Linked DNA regions of Homo sapiens: region 1 is linked to region 2. Evidence: chromatin loops called from intact Hi-C (ENCODE). Cell type or tissue: mammary epithelial cell. All regions are shown on one strand. Each heading gives the region's core, and the rest is flanking DNA. Links, peaks and the distances in the headings are about the cores only.

Region 1 (5,387 bases), core at 166-5,165, 71 kb before region 2:
ACTTGACAAATATTGAGTTTCTGGTGTATATTTAAGATTTTATAAGTGCCGTGGGGATTCAAAATTCTGAGAAATCATAAATGCTGAGAAAGAGGAATTTACAATTCTATAAATAGACAAACTCTAATGAGACCAGGAGTAGCATAAGATTATGATCAAATGTTAGGATTAATGGTGCAGAAAAGAACGCTAAATCAATAGTTCCCTATCGAGACAGCATTTTATGCTGTTGAAAAACACACATTCCCAGAATTTGAGATATGCAAGCTGGTTTGGGAAGGCAGGTCAAAGTGGTTGGGAAAAGTCACTAAGCAGGAAGTTGGCTCTCAGAGTTGCTTAACAGAATTAAACATAAAATACAAAGTCTTTCTTTAGAAAACAGATACTAATTTACTTGATGCAACTAAGGTATCACTATGGAACAAGATACATACTCAGGGCGTCTTTCCCAAAACTGACCAGTTGGGCCTGATATTCACTTAGATGTAGGGTTATAATTTAGTAATATTCGCAGCTTCAGAATGATACATTGAACTCTGCAGGCTTTAATCTCTTTATTATGAAGGGGCATGTGAGGAATATGCTATATTTAACACTATAGTAAAAGGGCCATGCCATTTCTCTCCCTTTTAATTCTGTTAGCCAATTGACCAATTATTTATTTGACTACTATAGATACATAAGTAAAATTCTAATATAATAAATCATAAGTATACTTAGGATTTTTCCCAAAGATTGTGCAACTTGAATTTTAGTGACACAAAGAAATTGAATTATACTAAACTAGTTGCTAGATCTATGGTTAGCTGAACATGTGTACCTCCTACAATTTTGACACAAGAGTGTCAAAGTCAATGTATGTACCAGGCGGGAAAGGCAACCAAAAGTTTTAGGCTCTCCAAGAAGAAAGCTCCTTGACTTATACTCATCAGAGATCACTGAGTTCACCCCAAGTCATGGATAGGGGAGACTATAAATTCCAGCTGAGAAATCAGTGAAACGAGGACAGGAGAAACCAATGGAGGAGGAACAAGTGACAACTAGAAAACCTGGCCAAGGAGTCCTTTAGCATGTAGGAGAGACAGGAAGACTCGCATATCGCTAAACCAATAACAGATAGGAAAGAAAGGGAGGATAGAACACAAATCAACAAAATTTTCAGACCTCAGCCTGGTCAGGTATCAGCAGCCAAGTAAGAATCTGCTAGGCAATTGCAAGAGAAAAGCTGGTTTTGCTGAGAAGTGGGTCCAATAAATTGAATACAAGTTGCCATAAAACAGTTTTTTAAAAAAGATATGATTGCAACAAGCCGATTGAAGTTGCAAAGAATCATTGCCTTCATTTACAATTTTATCATGAGAAATAAAATGGTATGAGATTTATATAAGCTCTCTTTATGATTTACTCTCTTGCACTCGTCCATGAGAAGAGATAGAGCCTGGCCTGAGATATCACTGTCTGCACATTTCCTGTTCCAGGAGAGTCATGCATGGGCAGAAACCATAGAAGCTACTCAAGAGGAGAGCAAGTCTGAATGTTTTCTCCATGCCAGGTGCTGTGCTCAAAGCTTTGCATACAATCTCATTTAATCCTCACAGCAATCTACTACCATCTCCATTTCATAGTTTAGAAACTGTGGCTTCAAGAGGTGAAGTGAACTGCTCAAGGTCACATAAGGGTAAGTGACAGAATTTGGACTCAAACCCAGGACAGATTTCAAAACCCAGATTCTTATAATGTATGCTACTGTAATAAGTTCATTAAAGGAATGAATGGAAAGCAGTTGTGCACACGATCTCCATTAAACTCACATTAACCTCTTCTTTCCTCCTCATGAAAGATCTGACCTGTCTCGTAGTTCATTTTGGACAGCCTTTAATTTTAAATGGCCCAGTCTAAGAATCACATGCAGTTGAAAGATCCTTCCTCCCCCTGGGAGGTCTGTTTTCGACTTAGGAACCTGCAGTGGAAGAGGGAGGTGCTCCGTCTCCTCCACCATCTGCTGACTGCAGCTTGTGGCCCCTGCAGACCAGGTGCAGGATGAGGAGTGTTGCAGCTTGCAGTGTTGTAGGAAGCAGACGCTGAGATGGAGATAGATGTGCAAGGAGTGCTTTGGGGATCCACATGCGGGGAAGGGATGGGACTAAGGGAGAATCTGAGCAATCTGACTAAAGCTTCATTCAGATGTCCCCACAGAGAGCTCTGGAGCTACGGTGGGCCTTCAGAGTTGCCCTGCATGAGAGGCTGGGGATTCATTTGTTTTCTACGTGAATCAGTCATTGAATGGGCTTCTCGCTTCAGCTGTGACATTGGGCAAGGCAAATTTCTTCAGCTGAGGCAACCCCCATAGAAAGGTAAAGGCTGAGGGCCATCTTCCTGAAGCACTCCTAAAACCTGGGGGAAATGAGTCTTTCTTTCCTGAAAAGAAGTATCTGTTGTATACCACAGCATTCGCCATGGGGATTAAGGGTAAGAGAGAAGAAAAATCTTCCTTGACCAGATGGTAGTCTGGCCCCAATGCTCTTTGAGTATAGCAGATAACAAAGGCTGATTTTTAACTCCCATGGGGTACTTTGGAGGTTCTTCAGAGATCTCCCCAGCAGGCTGACTGCTCATCACTTCCTCTCAGCACCCCTCCTCAGATCCGTCCCTCTAATGGGTCACTTCACCCTCCAACCAGGACCCTTGGGGAAGATCCCTACAAGATGATCAATACCAGAAACCCTCTACTGTGAGCACTTGTAGCCCTTAAGATCAGATACCTTTGTCCCTCAGACTCTGGATGTGCAGACCTTTCCAGTATAGTCCTGATGTTTTGTTCTTCAAGAGGAAGACACCATCTTTCCAACTCTAGACTTCCCCAGAAATACATTAGCTCCCAGATTCTGTGCCCTCCCCCAAACTTCCAGGATCAGCAGTCATGTTTCCAAACTGGTTTTTTTGAAGACCTCTCACAGGGTGTGAGATAATTGAAGAAAACAACCCTTCCCCTGATAATTCCTCACCGCCTGGTCTCCTTAACCTCTCAGTGAATTCTCTGCCTTTTCTGATCTAGTTTAGAAGTAGGTTATGGGCTAATACTGGAAGAACTGATTTTGAAATAGGTTGTTATGAGTGTGGTTTAGCAACTCAGGCATACTCAGCATCTGTGGAATTACCCTCTAACAATGTCTTTGTTGGCTTTCTGAGACTTTACAGCAGGCTTTAACATGCAATCTTCTTTTTTTTTTTTTTTTTTTTTTTGAGACAGAATCTTACTCTGTTGCCCAGGCTGGAGTGCAGTGGCACAATCTCAGTTCACTGCAACCTCTGCCTCCCAGGTTCAAGGAATTCTCCTGCCTCAGTCCCCCCTGGTAGCTGGGATTACAGGCTCACACTATCACGCCTGGCTAATTTTTGTATTTTCAGTAGAGACGGGGTTTCACCATGTTGGCCAGGCTGGTCTCAAACTCCTGACCTCAAGTGATCCACCCGCCTGGGCCTCCCAAAGTGCTGGGATTACAGGTGTGAGGACAACATTCAGTCTTATTAAACTTCCTCTCAAACATATTTGCCCACACTGGTCTGAAAACTCTGTGTGGTTCTAATGTAAGCAATGCTTAATGGTTGCCCACAGCATAGCAGATTCCTCTCCACTTTAGAGATTTATCAAAGTGAGGAAAGAAAAAAGAAAATAAGGGACAGAGAGAGGAAGGGAGGAAAAGAAGGAAGAAAGAAGGGAAGAAAGGGAGAGAGGGAGGGAAGAAGATGTTAAGCAGGGAAAAATTTATTCCCAACAGGTAAATTTTCTTCCAAGCACTATTCCTGCCAAGACTAATGTTATATGCCATGACCAACAGGATCTTGCCAAAATAGTGACCGATAGGACATGACCCAAATGCCCCAGACTGAAAATATTCCCTCTCTACCATGCTATCACTTATTTGATTTAGATGGACCCCAGCTATCAAAGACTGTCCCAAATTGCTTGCTTGCTGAAATCACAGGTCTGACAGAAGTTTCTGCAAACATCACACTTCAGCTAACAACTGGCCTTGAGTATTGACTTTGGGAATGAATCCCTATCTAATCTTTATTTAATTTAATTTATCCCAAATGGTTTCATATTTTTACAACTCAGTAACTCAATGCAGGAAAAAAAAGTGTCAGTGTCTGTTTTTCTAACAAACCATATCCAAATATTCTAATAGTGATTTTTTTTTCAGCTTGACAAAAATGAGGAGCTCAGCCTTTGAACAGTATAAACATGTGTTGTCATGCATGCTTTTTGCATAAGTCCTGCTCTGTTCTCCTCCAGTGTATCCTCTTGGAATGTACCTGGTCATGTTCTCATTTTTCTTTTGAATCCACTAAGGAATGCTTTTGTTTTCTGGCCAGGAATTGCTGGAAGATGGCAGACACAGCCATGCAAGCATTTCTGGTGGTGCAGCAAAAACAGCCCACGTCATGTACTCTGTCATAAAGTGAGCAGGGTTTGCATAGGACAAATACCACATAGTCCCAAGTGTTGACTGTATCTACCTTCTCATCTCTTAAAAAATACACATATACACACATATGTGAGTGTGTTTTCATCCCCTTGTTGTATTTTAAAGATGAAACCATAAGCAGTCTCCCTGGACAGAGATATTTATGTGTTCTTTTCATCTGATGATTTGTCTCCAATCATTTGGGCCCTGCCTTCATGTACACATTTTGGGAACAGCTGAGATCTGTCCTGTACTTTTCCCGGCTGTGATAGCCAATTTTCACGAGGTTACACAGGCCATACAAGGGCAGTATAATCAACACCATAACCCTGTACAGAGACATAAATCTTAAAATACACTAGCAAGAGTATCAATCCAACTGGCAAGGGTGAAAATGGCTTTGAATACCAAGTGCCTATTACTATCACCAAGGAGGATCTGTATGTTTTTGTAGTCTCCACTCAATTCTAATACTTTCTCTGGGGCTTAGCAGAGAATCAGTTCAATTCTCACTGTGAATCAGTGTGTCAGGAACACATAAGACATCACCCTCAGCCTTCTGCCATAAGCAGGTGTAAAGTCAACAAGGATATCTGGCAACATCTTTTCTATATTAGAAAAGAAAAGCCCTTACCTGAAGTACAAAGCATATCATATTATAATTATTGTCAGAAATAGTATGGATGACATTCATGGAAATAGTACTTTATATTTTAAAATGGCTTTTACCTATTAGTCACCATGCACAATTGGATAGCCCAATCAGATATGTTAGAAACTCCCCTCCTCTAAAATAGTAGTTATTGGGCAAAGTATGTAGAGGCAACTGGCTCCACCATATGCCCCTGAACAAAATGTCTTGACTGTCCACTAATCCCACCCAACTGAGAGTTTTGAATAATCCAAGCCTAAACTGGG
Region 2 (5,387 bases), core at 242-5,241:
TTTCCTTCTTCTCTTCTTTCCCTCTTTCCTTCCCTCCCTTTCCTTCTTCTTTCCTTTCTGTTACAAACAGGTCTTTGATGAGCATCTGTTTAGCAAAATCTTGATTCATGGTCCCAAAGATTAAATGGCTGGGCATAGCAAGTGCTCACCAAATTCTGAACCTTTGCAGTTTAGCAGGCTCATGTGACAAGTTCTGGTCAGTGGGCTATGAGCAGACAGGACCTATGTCACTTGTGGATGAGACAGGGAAGACTGGCTGGGTTCCCCATGAGCTCCCTTCCTGCCTGGTGAGTCTTGAGTGTTGAGAGGGCGGCATCACAAAGCATGAAGTTCCCATCAGTGTGAGCCCCTACATGGCTAAATGGCTCCTCATTTCACTTGAATCTGTACCTTGAATGACAAAGCAAAAGCCTCTTCATGTGAAGTCACTGGGCTATTAGGTTTAAACTGTCACCACAGGTAATGGTTATTTAGGGGTGTTACACAATACCTAGCAAAAAATTATATGCATTCATCCTCTGACTCAGTGTTCCATTTCCAGGAATCTTCCCCAGTCGGAAGAAAGGAAGGAAAGGAAGGGAGAAAACAAATAATGCTTCCACAGGACTATCAACTGCAGAGGAAATGGTTTCTGAATATTTGTTAACAAATACACACTAAGGACATTACTTCATCCTTTTACTTTTTAGGCATCATTCTTTCCTCTACTCGAAAAGTGAAAATAACATCTATTGACTTTAGAGTTATGTTCTGGAAATACTGGTGTATTTACCTTGTCTTTTTGCTCACTCATGCATATTTGCATGCATCTTCCGGATTCAGAGAGTGATGGAAGCAGTTTCCTATGTTTACACATTGATGTCTGGGTGGCAGCAAGGCTAGGGGCATAAGAAGCAGATAGTATCCTGAGTTATCTGTGGGAAAAGCAGGTTTTTTTTTCCTTAGGAATCAAGTTACCGTCCTTTTGAGGACACAAGAGGTTGCAGAAGACTGTGGGTTTTGGCTTTTAATACAAAGTAAGATCCTTTTAGTTTTTATATACACAGCCTATAATACCTTAATTTCCTCAAGGGGTTTGGCTTCATTTGCATTTTACACAGTGCAATTTTGCAAGATCCCCTTTCCTTTCTCCCTTTGGGTAAATAGGCAGGGCGAGTGCATTTCTTGCCAACCTTCTGAAAGATAAAGTGCTTTTTATGTTTTCTCCCAAGGTCTCATTAAGTGGAGCATCTGAGGAAATGAGAACCTATGATGATGCCACCCTCAAACACACGACTGCCTCTGTGAGCATTTTTCAGTGAACTGCATCTTTCAGAATGACACTCCCACCTCAGCGCCCACGTCTTGGCCTTGTACAGCGTTCAGAAGGCGACCTGTGGCCGGCACACAGCATTGGAGAAGTCGCCGGTGTGATGAGAATGCCCAATGTGCCCCAAGCAGCCGTCTGTGGCAGAAGCCAGCCCTCACAAATCAAAACACCACTCTGTCGTGCACGGTGACGTGGAAAGTTTTTGAAGAGGGAATCTCTGCCCTACGCAGTTAGCGGCTGGGGCTTGACCACAATGCATAATGAGCGGGCAGCGGCTGAGCTGCAGATGATGCCTGCTGCTCTGGAGTCCACGCTACTGTCCCTCTTTTCCCGGGTAAAGCTGGAAGCTGAACTGGGAACCCCGGGGCAATCATCAAGATGCAGAATGTGAACGATAATGCTGCAACCGCAACGCACTCGTCATAAATATGCACCACACCATAAAGATATAGAAATGGGGGTGGATGGAAGAGGGGAAACTGTCACCCTGGAAATGGCTGCAGAAGGAGCCAGCTGCAGAGAATGAGGCAAGGAAGATTCCTAAGGAGAAGCTTCACTGGTGGAGGAGCCTTGGATCTTTTAATTGCATTTCATTACAGTGGAGATAAGAGTGTTGGGAAATGCTGTGTCTTTTTGCCCCTGCCATATTTCTGGCCATGCTAGTGATTCGCACATAGCGGAGGAAGCCACAGAGTTAGTGTTGGTTGACCTGTTGGGTCCTGGGGCCATTCCGAGTTTTGAAGCTCAACAGATGGGAGCATGACCCATGGAGGTAAGGCAAGTAGAAATGAGGAATTAGTAATGAGCACCATTTTGAATATGTCATCCTTAAACTTGTAGTGAGACATTCCAATGGAGAGGTATGTCAAAGGTATGAAATTAAAGAGTAGGGCTGAAAGTTCCAACCCTCTCTCTACTCATGGCTTCATCTTTCTGGTGGTAGCTCCCAGCCTGGAGCTACCTAGGGGCTCCTGCCAGGAGTCATCTTATCAGCATACAAAAGAAATTCTTATCACTCTAGAGATTCTGTGCCACCGGGAACAATATACAGTCAGGCACCAGACTCAATATACAGTTGTGCACCACGGAGGGGGTGCCTTCTGAGAAAAGGCCATTTCCTCACTGTGCAAACATCACAGTGAACTTATACAAACCTAGATGGTAGAGCCTCCTACACACGTAGGCTAGATGGTATATCATATTGCTCCTAGGCTACACTCATGTCACCTTACTGAATACTATAGGCAACTGTAACACATGGTAAGCATTGTGTATCTAAACATAGAAAAGTTACCATACAAATATAATATAAAAGATTTTTAACAAGGTACACCACATAGGGCACTTACCATGAACGGAGCTTGCAGGACGGGAAGTGGCTCTAGATGAGTCAGTGAGTGAGTAGTGAGTGAATGTGAAGACCTAGGATGTCTGAGATGTTACACTACAGTACTGTCGACTTTATCAACACTGTACACTTAGGCTACACTCAATTCATGTAAACTCTTCTTTAATAGTAAATTAATCTTTGCTTACTGTAACTTTTCAAATTTATGCATGTTTTAATGTTTTTAACTTTGACTTTTTGTAATAAAACAGCTTAAAACATAAACACAATGTACAGGTATATACAAATATTTTTTATATTCTTTTCTATAACTTTTTTCTATTTTTAGATTTTTTTAAAAAAAATTATGTTAAAAACTAAGACATAAACACACATACTGCCCTAGGCCTACACAGGGTCAGGACCATCAATATCATTATCTTCCACCTACACATCTTGTCCCACTGCAAGGTCTTCAGGTGGCAATAACACTCATGGAGGTCCATTTTTATATATAGGAATACACTCTAAAATAATGATAGAAAGTATGGCACAAAGAGTCTTCAAAACGTTCATGGAAAGTGTGTATTATAAAAAAAATTATGAATGGATTTCAAGTATTTTACAAATAAACTACTAACTTGTTATAACATGTCTGAACAGGACCTAGTTTGAAAAGAGCCCTTATCAGGGCGACATGAATTTTGCTAAAATTAAAGTGAGAACAAATATCAAATTTATGGTAAAGCTTGGATGGAAGAGTGATAAAATCATTGATGCTTTATGCAAAGTTTGTGAGGACAATGCCCCAGAGAAATCATCCATTTACAAATGGATAACTTGTTTTAAGATGGGATGAGATGATGTGGAAGATGAGCCTTGCAGTGGCAGACCATCCATATCAATTTTTGACCAAAAAAAATCATCTTGTTCATGTCCTCATTGAAGAGGACTGATGACTAACAGCAGAACAATAACCAACACGATAGATATCTCAACTTGTTCATCTTACAGAATGACTGAAAAATTACAGTTAAGCAAATTTTTCACTCCCTGAGTGCCAAAACTACTGCATCCAGATTAGCTGCAGACAAGAGCAGGGCTTTCAATGGAAATTTTAAACAAGTGGGATCAAGATCCTGAAGCATTTCTTCAAACAGTTGTAGCAGGAGATGAAACACATCTTTACCAGTACAATCCTGAGACAAGGCACAGTCAAAGCAATAGCTACCAAGAGGTGGAAGTGGTGCAGTCACAGCAAAAGCAAACCACTCAAGAGCAAAGGTCACAGCAACAGTTTCTTGGGATGCTCAAGGTATTTTGCTTGTTGACTTTCTGGAGGGCCACAGAACAGTAACATCCACTTATTATTAATGTTTTCCGAAAGTTAGCCAAAACTTTAGCAGAAAAATGTCTGGGAAAACGTCACCAGAGTCCTTCACCATGACAATGCTCTTGCTCATTCCTGTCATCAAACAAGGTCATTTTGTGAGAGTTTCAATAGTAAATCATTAGGCATTCACCTCACAGTATGTATATATGTATTTATTTATTTATTTATTTATTTATTGAGATGGAGTCTCACTCTGTCACCCAGGCTGGAGTTCAGTGATACAACCTCAGCTCACTGCAACCTCTCCCTCCTGAGTTCAAGTGATTTTTCTGCCTCAGCCTCTCAAGTAGCTGGGATTACAGGCATGTGCAACCATGCCTGGCTAGTTTTTGTATTTTCAGTAGAGACGAGGTTTCACCATGTTGGCCAGGCTGGTCTCGAACTCCCAACCTTAAGGGATACGCCTACCTCGGCCTCCCAAAGTGCTGGGATTACAGGCATGAGACACCATGCCCAGCTTCCACCTCACCATCTTGATTTGGCTCTTTCTGACTTCTTTGTGTTTCCTAATCTTAAAAAGTATTTAAAGGGCATCCATTGTTTCTTTACTTAATAGTATAAAAGAGACTGCATTGACAGGCTTAAATTCCCAGGACCCTCAGTTCTTTATGGCTGGACTAAATGGCCAGTATTATTGCTTACAAAAGTGTCTTTACCTTGATGGAGTTTATGTTAAAAAATAAAGTTCATAGTTTTTAGTTTTATATTTTAATTCTATTTTTCCACAAACTTTCTGAAGTATCCTGTATTAGTCCATTCTCATGCTGCTGTGAAAAATTACCTGAGACTGGGTAATTTATAAAGGAAAGAGGTTTAATTGAGTCACAGTTCCACATTGCTGGGGAGGCCTCAGGAAACTTACAATCATGACAGAAGGCAAAGAAGAAGCAGGCACCTTCTTCACAGGGCAGCGGGATGGAGTGAGTGCAAGCAGGGGAAATGCCAGATGCTTATAAAACCATCAGATCTCATGAGAACTCACTCAGTATCAGGAGAACAGCATGGGGGAAACCACCACCATGATCCAGTTACCTCCACCTGGTCTTACCCATGACACCTGGGGATTATAGAGATTACAATTCAAGGTGAGATTTGAATGGAGACACAGGGCCAAACCATATCATACCCCTTAGTAAATACTAGGCTACAGGAATTTTTCAACTCCATGATAATTTTATGGGACCCCTTTCACATAGGCAGTCCATTGTTAAATGTTATATGGTACATGACTATATGTATATATCTTAATTATACCACACAAGGTTACAAGTCTTCTACAAGCACATTGTTCAGAAGGGCTTTTCTTTGGTTTCACCCTAAAAATCTTGTCTCCCAGTGTTTGTCAGTGTTCTAGACTT

Evidence for each region. Hi-C counts contacts between places; a loop is a spot of excess contacts. Peaks named below come from ENCODE experiments on the same cell type or tissue, not always from the same donor. Only the 100,000 strongest peaks of a DNase experiment are listed, where the experiment ranks them.
Region 1: it touches region 2 in a loop (2.2-fold over the local background); 1 of 110 quality-filtered maps calls a loop at or near these places.

The regions. Positions count from the first base shown.
Region 1 is chr1:242,531,828-242,537,214 of GRCh38, forward strand. No RefSeq gene overlaps it. Among named protein-coding and RNA genes, the nearest start is that of PLD5, 9.8 kb to the left of the region's middle. In mammary epithelial cell, for the core only: no CTCF peak of the experiment used is centred there; a DNase peak (open chromatin) is centred at 3,134; H3K27ac peaks cover 1,499 bases.
Region 2 is chr1:242,603,020-242,608,406 of GRCh38, forward strand. No RefSeq gene overlaps it. Among named protein-coding and RNA genes, the nearest start is that of PLD5, 81 kb to the left of the region's middle. In mammary epithelial cell, for the core only: no CTCF peak of the experiment used is centred there; a DNase peak (open chromatin) is centred at 2,692.